Linked DNA regions of Homo sapiens: region 2 is linked to region 1. Evidence: chromatin contacts called from ENCODE Hi-C data. All regions are on one chromosome and are shown on one strand. The core of a region is the stretch at or near the end of the contact, and the rest is flanking DNA. Distances in the headings are between cores, read along the strand shown. Region 1 overlaps ERC1 (ELKS/RAB6-interacting/CAST family member 1). Region 2 overlaps ERC1 (ELKS/RAB6-interacting/CAST family member 1).

Region 1 (4,813 bases), core at 1,655-4,154:
ATCTCACATGCTTGTCATTTTTCATGGTGATAACACTTAAAATCTATACTCAGCAATTTTCAAGATGTAGTAATTTCTATATAGAGAAAATCTGTAGAACTCAGGATTGTCTATTTTGAAGGTTCTTAAGATGTATTTCCAAGAAAATACAGTATAAATTTTGTGATTGATACCACTTTTCATGCTAGCCACATAAATTGTCCTTTTTGCTCCCAGGTTAAGAATTCAAGGCTTACAAAAATGAACACAAGGCTGGGCACAGTTGCTCAAGCCTGTAATCCCAGCACTTGGGAGACCGAGACGGGCAGATCACCTGAGGTCAGGAGTTTAAGACCAGCCTGGCCAACATGGTGCAACCCCGTCTCTACTAAAAATACAAAAATTAGCCAGGGGTGGTGGCGCATGCCTATAGTCCCAGCTACTCAGGAGGCTGAAGCATGAGAATTGCTTGAAGCCGGGAGGCAGAGGTTGCAGTGAGCAGAGATGGCGCCACTGCACTCCAATCTGGTCAACAGAGTTAGACTCGGTCTCAAGAAAAAAAAAATTATAATTGAAAATGAACACAGGTTTCTTGTATGTCTCTCCACTTAGTTGATTCTCTAGAGTGTGGTACATTTTACAATGTGTTGTCTGCAGTGTTTATTTACATTGTCTGGCATGCTACAAAGGTTGGTAGCATTTGCTAATAAGGAACCACTATGTGACCAGTGTAAATGATCTACCAGTGCCTCTTCCTGGTTTCGATTTCTTTCCTAGCAAAATACGGGTATAAGAAGTGAACCAGACGTCTTTAAGAAAGAGTATGTCTGCTACTCTTGTTTCCAAAAGTGTTTATATTTATTCATTAAAGAACTTTTGTTACTGAATTCTTTTTAGGAAACTTAGTGAACCATACACTGCCTGTATGGCCAATGATGAAGAATCAGCTTAAGGGGAAAAAATGTATAATGTCCAGCCAGGCGCAGTGGCTCACGCCTGTCATCTCAGCACTTTGGGAGGCCGAGGCGGGCAGATCACTTGAGGTCAGGAGTTCGAGACCATCCTGGCCAAAACCAACATGGTGAAACCCCGTCTCTACCAAAAATACAAAAATTAGCTGGGCGTGGTGGCAGGCGCCCATAGTCCCAATTACTCGGGAGGCTGAGGCAGGAGATTTGCTTGAACCTCGGAGGCAGAGCTTGCAGCGAGCCGAGATTGTGCCACTGCACTCCAGCCCAGGCAACAGAGTGAAGACTCCATCTAAAAAAAAAAAAAAGTATAATGTCTCACAATATAATGCAACAAGATTTCCTACTCAGGACTTACAAAGACCTGTGTCTCTTAAAATACACGGGTCACCGGAATGTAGGTTTTTTGGTAAGTGCTGAGCATTCCTATATTCATTTCCTTCCTCTGTTTTATGATTCACTGGAAAGCTTCAAGCCTTGAAATATTTCTGATTTGATTTTTGCAATATACTTTTTCTTCCCATTGCCATGCTCGTATTTCTGCACACCTCATGTGCTTATACAGTCCAATCATTTTGATGACTTGGGGAGGTGTGAAGAGGCTGAGCTAGACTTCATATTTTCTCCTGTCCCGTGTTCTTATTGTAAAGGAATGTAGTAATGCACTGTGTCTTTTTTGTGTCTGTTGTTGGCTACATGTCCTCAAAACATATTCAACAAGTAGACGTCTATTGAAAAGAAATTTTCCTAAGTTGTCCCCAAGAAAACGACGACACTGGAGTCAGTTCCGTGTTTATAACAGAGTCCCAACACTTGTTTTTCTCCAGGGTTTCTACAAGAAGAAGCATAAAACAGTGTTAGTATGTGACTGACCTTTGGCTTCAAGGCTTCAGTAAATCCGTAAAGTGAGATTGATTAGGATTAATAGCTTTTTGTCCTAGCTAAAAAGTGTTCGAGATCTTGGCTTAAAAAGAGTTCTTTTTGGCCGGGCACAGTGGCTCACGCCTGTAATCCCAGCACTTTGGGAGGCCGAGGCGGGCAGATCATGAGATCAGGAGTCCAAGACCACCAGCCTGTCCAATATGGTGAAACCCTCTCTACTAAAAAATACAAAAATTAGCCAGGCATAGTGCCATACGTCTGTAGTCCCAGCTACTCGGGAGGCTGAGGCAGGTGAATCGCTTGAACCCGGGAGGCAGAGGTTGCAGTGAGCCGAGATCATGCCACTGCACTCCAACCTGGACGACAGAGTGAGACCGTCTAAAAAAAAAAAAAAAAAAAAGTTATTTTTGATACCTTGGAATGTGTTGGCCGTTTTAGGTGCTTCCAGCATTTTATTCAAAGAGTTGAGAACATAAAAGGATAGCTTGATTATACTTAGACCTTAAAAAACTTTTAGGAGTTCATCAAACACATAACCTTTACAACTGGTTAGACTTCCAGCTTTCCTAAACAAGAGTATGGCACTCTTGCCAGTGTTGGTTTAAAGTACATGTAATTTACATAAAATAGCACTGACTGCAGCCTAGGTCTCTAAGCAGAGAATGCTCTGACAACTTTGTCTCCAGGTCCACTCTACTGTTCCTTATTGAGGAGGGAAACCAGGTTCACAGTGTTGTGCTTTCTTCTTTTGGCACCAAAAGGGGCTCCTCCTGGTTTATGAGTTTTAAAGGATGAGGGAAAAATTCATCATGGGGGATGTTATTTTCCTCAGTGGGTAAGTGAAGTCAGGGAAAAACAGAAAACAATGGAGATAAGAGGATGGGATGCGTTCAGTTTATTCTGTTGTTCTCACCACAGTAATTGACTCAGAAGGGACTCATTCTGAATTTAGTATCTAGTGTTAAAAGAACAGGCCTGGGGCAGGCGGAGGCCAGCACTGAGACACAGTGGTGGGTTGAGACCTATTGTATTTTTTAAGTTGTTCCAAGGCTGTCCAGGTGTCCTGATTTAAAGCCTGCTTCTTAAGTCAGGAAATTGTATCTTGTTCTGAGGTTTACTGTAATAAAGTACACAGTCCTAGGGGATGGTACTTCTGGCTCCATGAATCACTTTACAGGCTGGCTGTACTGACCCAAGCCTCATGATTTATTTATGCCATACCACAGTAGGAATGGCAAATATGTAAGCCACACATGGTCTATGGGATGGGCCTTTAACTGGGAAACTGCCATAAATCCGTGAAGTCAGGTAGGACAGAGCCAGCAGGAGCTCATGTCGTGTACAAGATTTCTTCCTGTTTTATAGGGACTTACAGTTCTAGAGCTAATTAAGTTCATCCTCCTTAGAGTGTATCTGTCTTAGTCTGTTGTGTGTTGTTATAAAAGAATATCTGCGCCTGGATAATTTATAATGTAACAAGGTTTATTTAGCTCATGGTTCTGTGGGCTAAGAAGTTCAAGGGCATGGCCCTGGCTTCTGGCAAGGGCTTTCATGCTGCGTCACAAAACAGCAGAGAAGGTCAAAGGGGAAGGGGACACATGCAAACAGGAGAACCTGAGGGTCCATCCTGGCTTTATCACAACCCACTCTCCTGGGAACTAATCTGTTCCCTGCAATACCTAATGCAGTCTTGTCAGAGTGGGAACTCACTCACTACCACAAGATCAGCACCAAGCCATTCCTGAAGGATTCATGCCCCTGTGACCTGAACACCTCCCATCAGGCCCCACCTCCCAACACCATCATACTGGGAATCAAATTTCAACATGAGTTTTCGTGGGGACAGACAAACCATATCCACACCATAGTGATATCCTTGGACTTTTTGTGTGCTGTGTTTATCCAGTCTTTGATTTACTGCTTACAAATCTAAAGAATAGCTCTGAAATATAGTCTAGTCCTATTGTCACTGATATTTTCTCTTCGATTTATTTCTATAAAGTGTTGCCCATGTTTTTCAAATAATTTCTATGTTTTGAGTAAATACTAAGGAGTGCGATGGCCAGATCTTAAGAGTATGTTTAGTTGTGTACAGAACTGCCAAACTGTCTTCCAAAGTGCTGTACCATTTTGCGTTCCCACCAGCGGTGAATGAGAATTCCTGTTGCTCAGCATTCTTGCCATCATCTGGTAGTGTGTGTTCTGGATTTTGTCCATTGTGGTAAGTGTGTAGTGGTATCTCATTGTTCTCATATGCATTTCCTGATTACGTATGATGTGGAGCATCTTTTTGTATGCTTATGTGCCATCTGTATATATTCCTTGGTGAGGTGTCTGTTAAGGTCTCTGGTGCATTTTCTTCCTTTTATCTTGTTTTATTTTTGTTTTTTATAATATTTTCAATTTTTAATTGATACAACATAATTGTACATATTTATGGGGTACATAGTGATGTTTTAATACATGCAGTGTATCATAAGGCCCATTTTTTAATCAGATCATTTATTTTCTTAGTGTTGAATTTTAAGTATCTTTTGTATTATTTTGGATAACAGTCCTTTATCAAATGTATCTTTTGCAAGTATTTTCTCCCATTCTGTGTCTTATTTTCTCATTCTCTTAATATTTGAATATTTAAACACATATTATTTATAAATTAATGGTACATTATTTATAATAATGGTTAAACGGTTGGTAAGTAAATCACTGCTGAGTATATACTGCTTTGAAGGGCCCAAGGATCCATTAGGCCTCCAGCTTTAACCCAGCACAGCATTCTGAAATACCCAATTCTCCCCAGAGTTTCAAGAGTCACCAGGCCTTAACCTTCTTATTGCCTCAAGGACTCTTAGAGCTCACCAGGCTCCTCCTACCACAAGCCTTCATCATATCACCCTGTTCCTGTTGCTTAGGGAGCTTTCTCAGGATAGCATTTCAAGATTGAGTACCCATCCTAGTTTTCTCAGTGTTCCTTGTGAGCCGTG
Region 2 (4,813 bases), core at 595-3,094, 130 kb before region 1:
AGTACCATGAGTGCACTGTGAGCAGCAATTTAACAGCATATTCAATTAATACTGGTACTTTGCACTATGTCTTTTGGTTTGAATTGCATTCAATTTGGGAACTCTAGATCTAATATTTGCATTTTTTACAGTATTACAATTTATCAGTGGATCTAGAAAATATTTTCTTTTATAATTATACTATATTATACTATCATCTAGATACAGACCCTTTAGCTCATGGAGATGAAGGAATCAGTTCTGTTTAGGGGAGTGCTGGAAAGCTTTGCCAAGATACTGCCATTTAAGCTTCTTCTTGCAGAATGAGTGCATGTATGCTCTTATGCTCGGCAAAGACAGGGTAAGGGAAAGGGCAGGGACATGAAGACATCTGAAAAGGCAAAAAAACAAAAGAATCTTTTCCTCATGCTTACTGCATGAGGGAATATTAAAAATATAGGTTATTGTTAAAGACCTTTAGTGCTAATTAAGGGAATATGGATTTTATTACGTAATTAGTGTGAATCCAAAAAAAGCAAAAAGTGTGGGAATATAAACAACTTTTATAATTCAATTGTGTGCATATGGAATCTTTGTAAATTAAGTCATGTTTTACATAAAACCAGAATCTTATTGGTTAAAGACTATTTGGAAATGGAATGTAAATGTTTTTGTATGAAAATAAATTGTCCCCAAATTTTCAGATTTACAAGTTACCTTTTTTTTGGTCTCCCCCTCTCCTTCCTTCTTTCCGTTCTTTTCCTCTAGGCGCATCCTTTAATAATGAAATCAGAAACTCGTAACTTTATTCTTCTCTCCCATCTCACTGGGATATTTTAGCGATTAATAGTATTCTACCCATTTGATTTAATGATTTTTATTTTATTTTAACTAACATTTATTGAGAAAACTACATATGAGATTTTCTGATCACTAATATTTATTTGCACAGAAAAAGGTGTTACTATCATTTACTTAATAGATCTGCTTTTATTAATGATTTTATGCCTTGATTTCCCACAGTTAGCCTCCAGCTGTTACTTCTGTATTATGCATGTTAGAGTGAAATGTCCAAATTAAATTAGTTTTTAAGCTGAGCCCTGTGAAATCACCAGGTGGAGAAATACGGATGGCATATTATTCCTGCATATGCATTTTCATATGCTATTGGTGCAGTGTAATTCAACTGTAGCATTCACAACTTTCATCATTGACATAGCCTTGGTGGGGTCGGGGAGGAGGGATGGGGGGTGGGGGGCGGGGGGAGTAAATGGAATGATATGTACAAAAACACTTTTCAGCTGGGAAGAGTGAAACAAGTTAATAGGAAATAAAAGGCCATATTGTCTATTCAGACTAGTACGTTACTTTTCCAGAGTCATGGGGCTAGCAACCACTATATGTCTGACTTCTACCAAGAAGGGTTGAATCCCTGGTTGATCCTGTGAGGCCTGAGGCATATAAACAAGAAACATGAAAGGGAGAGGAAAATTAAATGAAGTGGGAGTGTTGCAGAATAATAATACAATTAAGGGAGAAAATAATAGAGGTAGAGGAAGAGGTTATATACACTTATTTCTCTTACTATGAACATTTTACTTAGAAGTGTAAGGTTGTATGTCTTGTTTGATACAGTGATAAAAATTATGATAATGCTTAACAGAAATGGGTGCTTTGCTCCATAAAAGTGCTCCGTGCTTTCCTCTGTCATTATGAATTAATCAGCAAGAAATCCAGAAGTGAACAACATAAAAGTATTCCCTCTCCTCCTTTTTTTAAACAGTGAAAAAAGTTGACAATATATTTATTCTGTCATAGATCCAAAAAGCCAAGCCTGCGTTTTAAGGCAGGGTTTTCTTTGGTTTTCTATTTCTCAGCCACACCTTCAGATTTCTTGGCACAGTACAGTCATAGCATTGTGTCATATCCTTGGTCTGTTTTATCAGACTTTATAAATTGATTCTGACTGTACCAGCAGTACTAGATTCTTATCTTTACACAGTTTGGGAAATGGACAATGACTCTTTTGGAAAAACAGCTCTATAAATTGTGCTGTGGTATGTGAGAATGGGTTCTCTGCTTTGCTTTTCCTCTAGCCTGCTGCCATTCCTAGACAGTGTCATTTCTCTGATTTAGGGCATTGTGTAGCTGTTCTGGGTAGAGTAAACCTGCCTCTAAATGTGGAACAGATTGTTACCCGTCAGAATTCTCCACCTTGGAATGGTGACACTGAAAGATACAATTCAGCTCTGGCCAACACCTCCTGTCTTCCCAGTTCACTTACTCTCGTCTCCACTCCAATTATTGCATCTAATTAGGACCTTGAAACAACAACCTACTACTTTTTTTTGTTTGTTTTGAACCTCGTATGGCCTCACACTTCCTTCCTTACCCGGGTCAGATTTCATGGTCCAGCAGTATAATTACTCCCTTCTAAATCCCCTTGACTTACTTGCTTTTCTCTTTTGTCACACTTGCTTGCAAAACCTCAATCCTGATTTAAAGCAAGTGTCTTCCTACACTGCCTCTGCCCTGAGCAGCTTTATGTTACCGGGCAAGAAGAGTCACAAAGCTTTGCAGACTGGTCTCACATTGAATTTATGGCCACAGATCTCAAATTGCTCCTAATTCTGCAGGCAGTCCTAATTAAGAGGACTATTAGATTTGATTTCCCATCCTCAGAGGTGACTGTATCATTCTGTTCTCTTATCAAATCTGCAAATCCTTCGCCTCCACTCAAAGTTTCTGGCTTCACTTGATATTTCTTTGAGAAAATTAAAATAATTGGATGCTACCCAGTTTGTCTCCTCATCAAATCTACCAGCCTACTTGCATCTATACCTGGAGCCTTTGCCTGAATAGTGCCACTATTCCTGAATTCACCTCTGCTGCCTTTTCTGTTAATCCTATCCCAGTTGCCCAACCTAAAGATGCTTCTCCCTCATTATCCTTCTCCCTCCTTTCAAATTTTTGCTTTCTCCTTGTTCACAAGTGTACTAACCTGCCTTTAGAGTTCCACTTAATGTCTTAAAAAAAATCGTTCTCTTGATGTGATGTCTTATTCTAGTTGCCACCCTGTTTCTCTCTTCCCTTCTCAGCAAATCTTATTTAAAAAATTGACTGTAGTTGCTATCTGCCTTTCCTTACCTTTCTTCAAGTTTGTTTAATCAGGCTCCTATTTTTAGTAGTCTTACGAAACTGCTCTTGTCAAGTTATCATAAATATCCATGTTACCAAATACAGAAATCACTTCCATGGCCCCATCTTAACTTTACCTTTCAGCATCATTCTACACATTTCCTTCCTTGAAACACTGTTTTCTTCTGGTATCTCTGATACCAGTGTCTCCTTATTTTCTCCCTCTTTCACCTGTCATTCCTTTTGTGGTGTTTCTGATTCTGCCACTTTCCTCTAGACCTCTAAAAGGCTCCACTCTCAGTCCTATTCTCATATATATATATATACACACACACACACACACACACATATATATATATATTCTCAGACTTTTCTTTTTTTTGAGATGGAGTCTCACTCTGTCGCCCAGGCTGGAGGGTAATGGTGCCATCTCAGCTCACTGCAACCTCTGCCTCCCAGGTTCAAGCAATTCTCCTGCCTCAGCCTCCTGAGTAGCTGGGATTACAGGCATGCACCACCACGCCTGGCTAATTTTTATATTTTTAGTGGAGACAGGATTTCACCATATTGGCCAGGCTGGTCTTGAACTACTGACCTCAGGTGATCCACCCGCCTTGGCCTCCCAAAGTGCTGGAATTACAGGCATGAGCCACCATGCCTGGCCTCAGACTTCTTCAAGTCTAAGGCATTCATTATCAAAAACACAGCAATAGCTACCAAATTAATAATATACAAGGTGCTCCAGAATACTCTACTTATTACCTACACAATGTCTTTAGTTAAATATCAAATTTAGTTTTACTCAGAACAGATCTCTTGATCTGGCCCACCTTTTTCAAAACCTCTTCTTCCCCAGTTTCCCACCCTCAATAAATGGTACTACCATTCACTCATTGTGCAGGCAATAAATCACCAAGCAATCCTTGATTTTTCTTACTCCCTACGTTAAATCTATTAGTAAGCCCGATCACACCTCAAAAATGTATCTTTAATTCAATGATTCCATTCGATTCTCTCTATGAACCATTATCCGTTGCTCAAATTACTGCAGCTGTTTTCCAATGGCTATCTGCTTCTATATCACTTCTGTACTAGTCCCATCTCTGTAGCAATCAGACTGAACTCTCTTTTTTTTTTTTTCTTTTTTGAGACAGGGTCTCACTGTTACCCGGGCTAGAGTAGCCTGGCGTAATCTCGGCTCACTGCAACCTCTGCCTCCCAGGCTCAAGCCATCCTCCCACCTCAGCCTCCCAAGTAGCTGGGACTACAGGTGCACACCAACCATGCCTGGCTAATTTTTGTGTTTTTTGTAGAGACAGGGTTTTGCCAAAGAGCAGGGAGTACAGGCATGAGCCACCGCACCTGGCCTGAACTGAACTCTTAGACATTGTCACCCCTTGGGTTAAAACCTTCCTGTGTTCTCCCATCATACACAGTGAAACCCAAGCTCCTTCCACAGCTTAGGCTCTGTATCCTATGGCTTCTTGCCACCCCTGTAACCCCACCACAACCTCCCCTTCCATATACTCCACCTATCAGCTTTTTTGTTGTTGTTAAAACAAGCTAAGCATTTTCTATCCTCAAAGCCTTTGTAGTTATGATTCTCTGTGCCTCTTCTCCTAGATCATTATATGTCTCTTCCCTGACCATTGTAGCTGAAATACACTGTTTGTCACATCCAGTGTCTCCATTACAT

Evidence for each region. Hi-C counts contacts between places; a loop is a spot of excess contacts on that map.
Region 2: a loop to region 1 is called in a map of Calu3, with 2.0 times the contacts of the local background. The contact joins two enhancer-like sites. A Hi-C loop is called at or near these places in 1 of 168 maps with a recorded cell type or tissue (Calu3).

Annotation. Positions count from the first base shown.
Region 1 is chr12:1,347,452-1,352,264 of GRCh38, forward strand. The region is part of intron 15 of ERC1 (ELKS/RAB6-interacting/CAST family member 1); the gene reads left to right. Among named protein-coding and RNA genes, the nearest start is that of LINC00942, 150 kb to the right of the region's middle. Within about 2 kb of position 2,905, at least 6 of the 41 ENCODE cell types and tissues checked have a DNase peak (open chromatin) inside an H3K27ac peak, as active enhancers do.
Region 2 is chr12:1,215,392-1,220,204 of GRCh38, forward strand. The region is part of intron 12 of ERC1 (ELKS/RAB6-interacting/CAST family member 1); the gene reads left to right. Among named protein-coding and RNA genes, the nearest start is that of ERC1, 230 kb to the left of the region's middle. Within about 2 kb of position 1,845, at least 6 of the 41 ENCODE cell types and tissues checked have a DNase peak (open chromatin) inside an H3K27ac peak, as active enhancers do.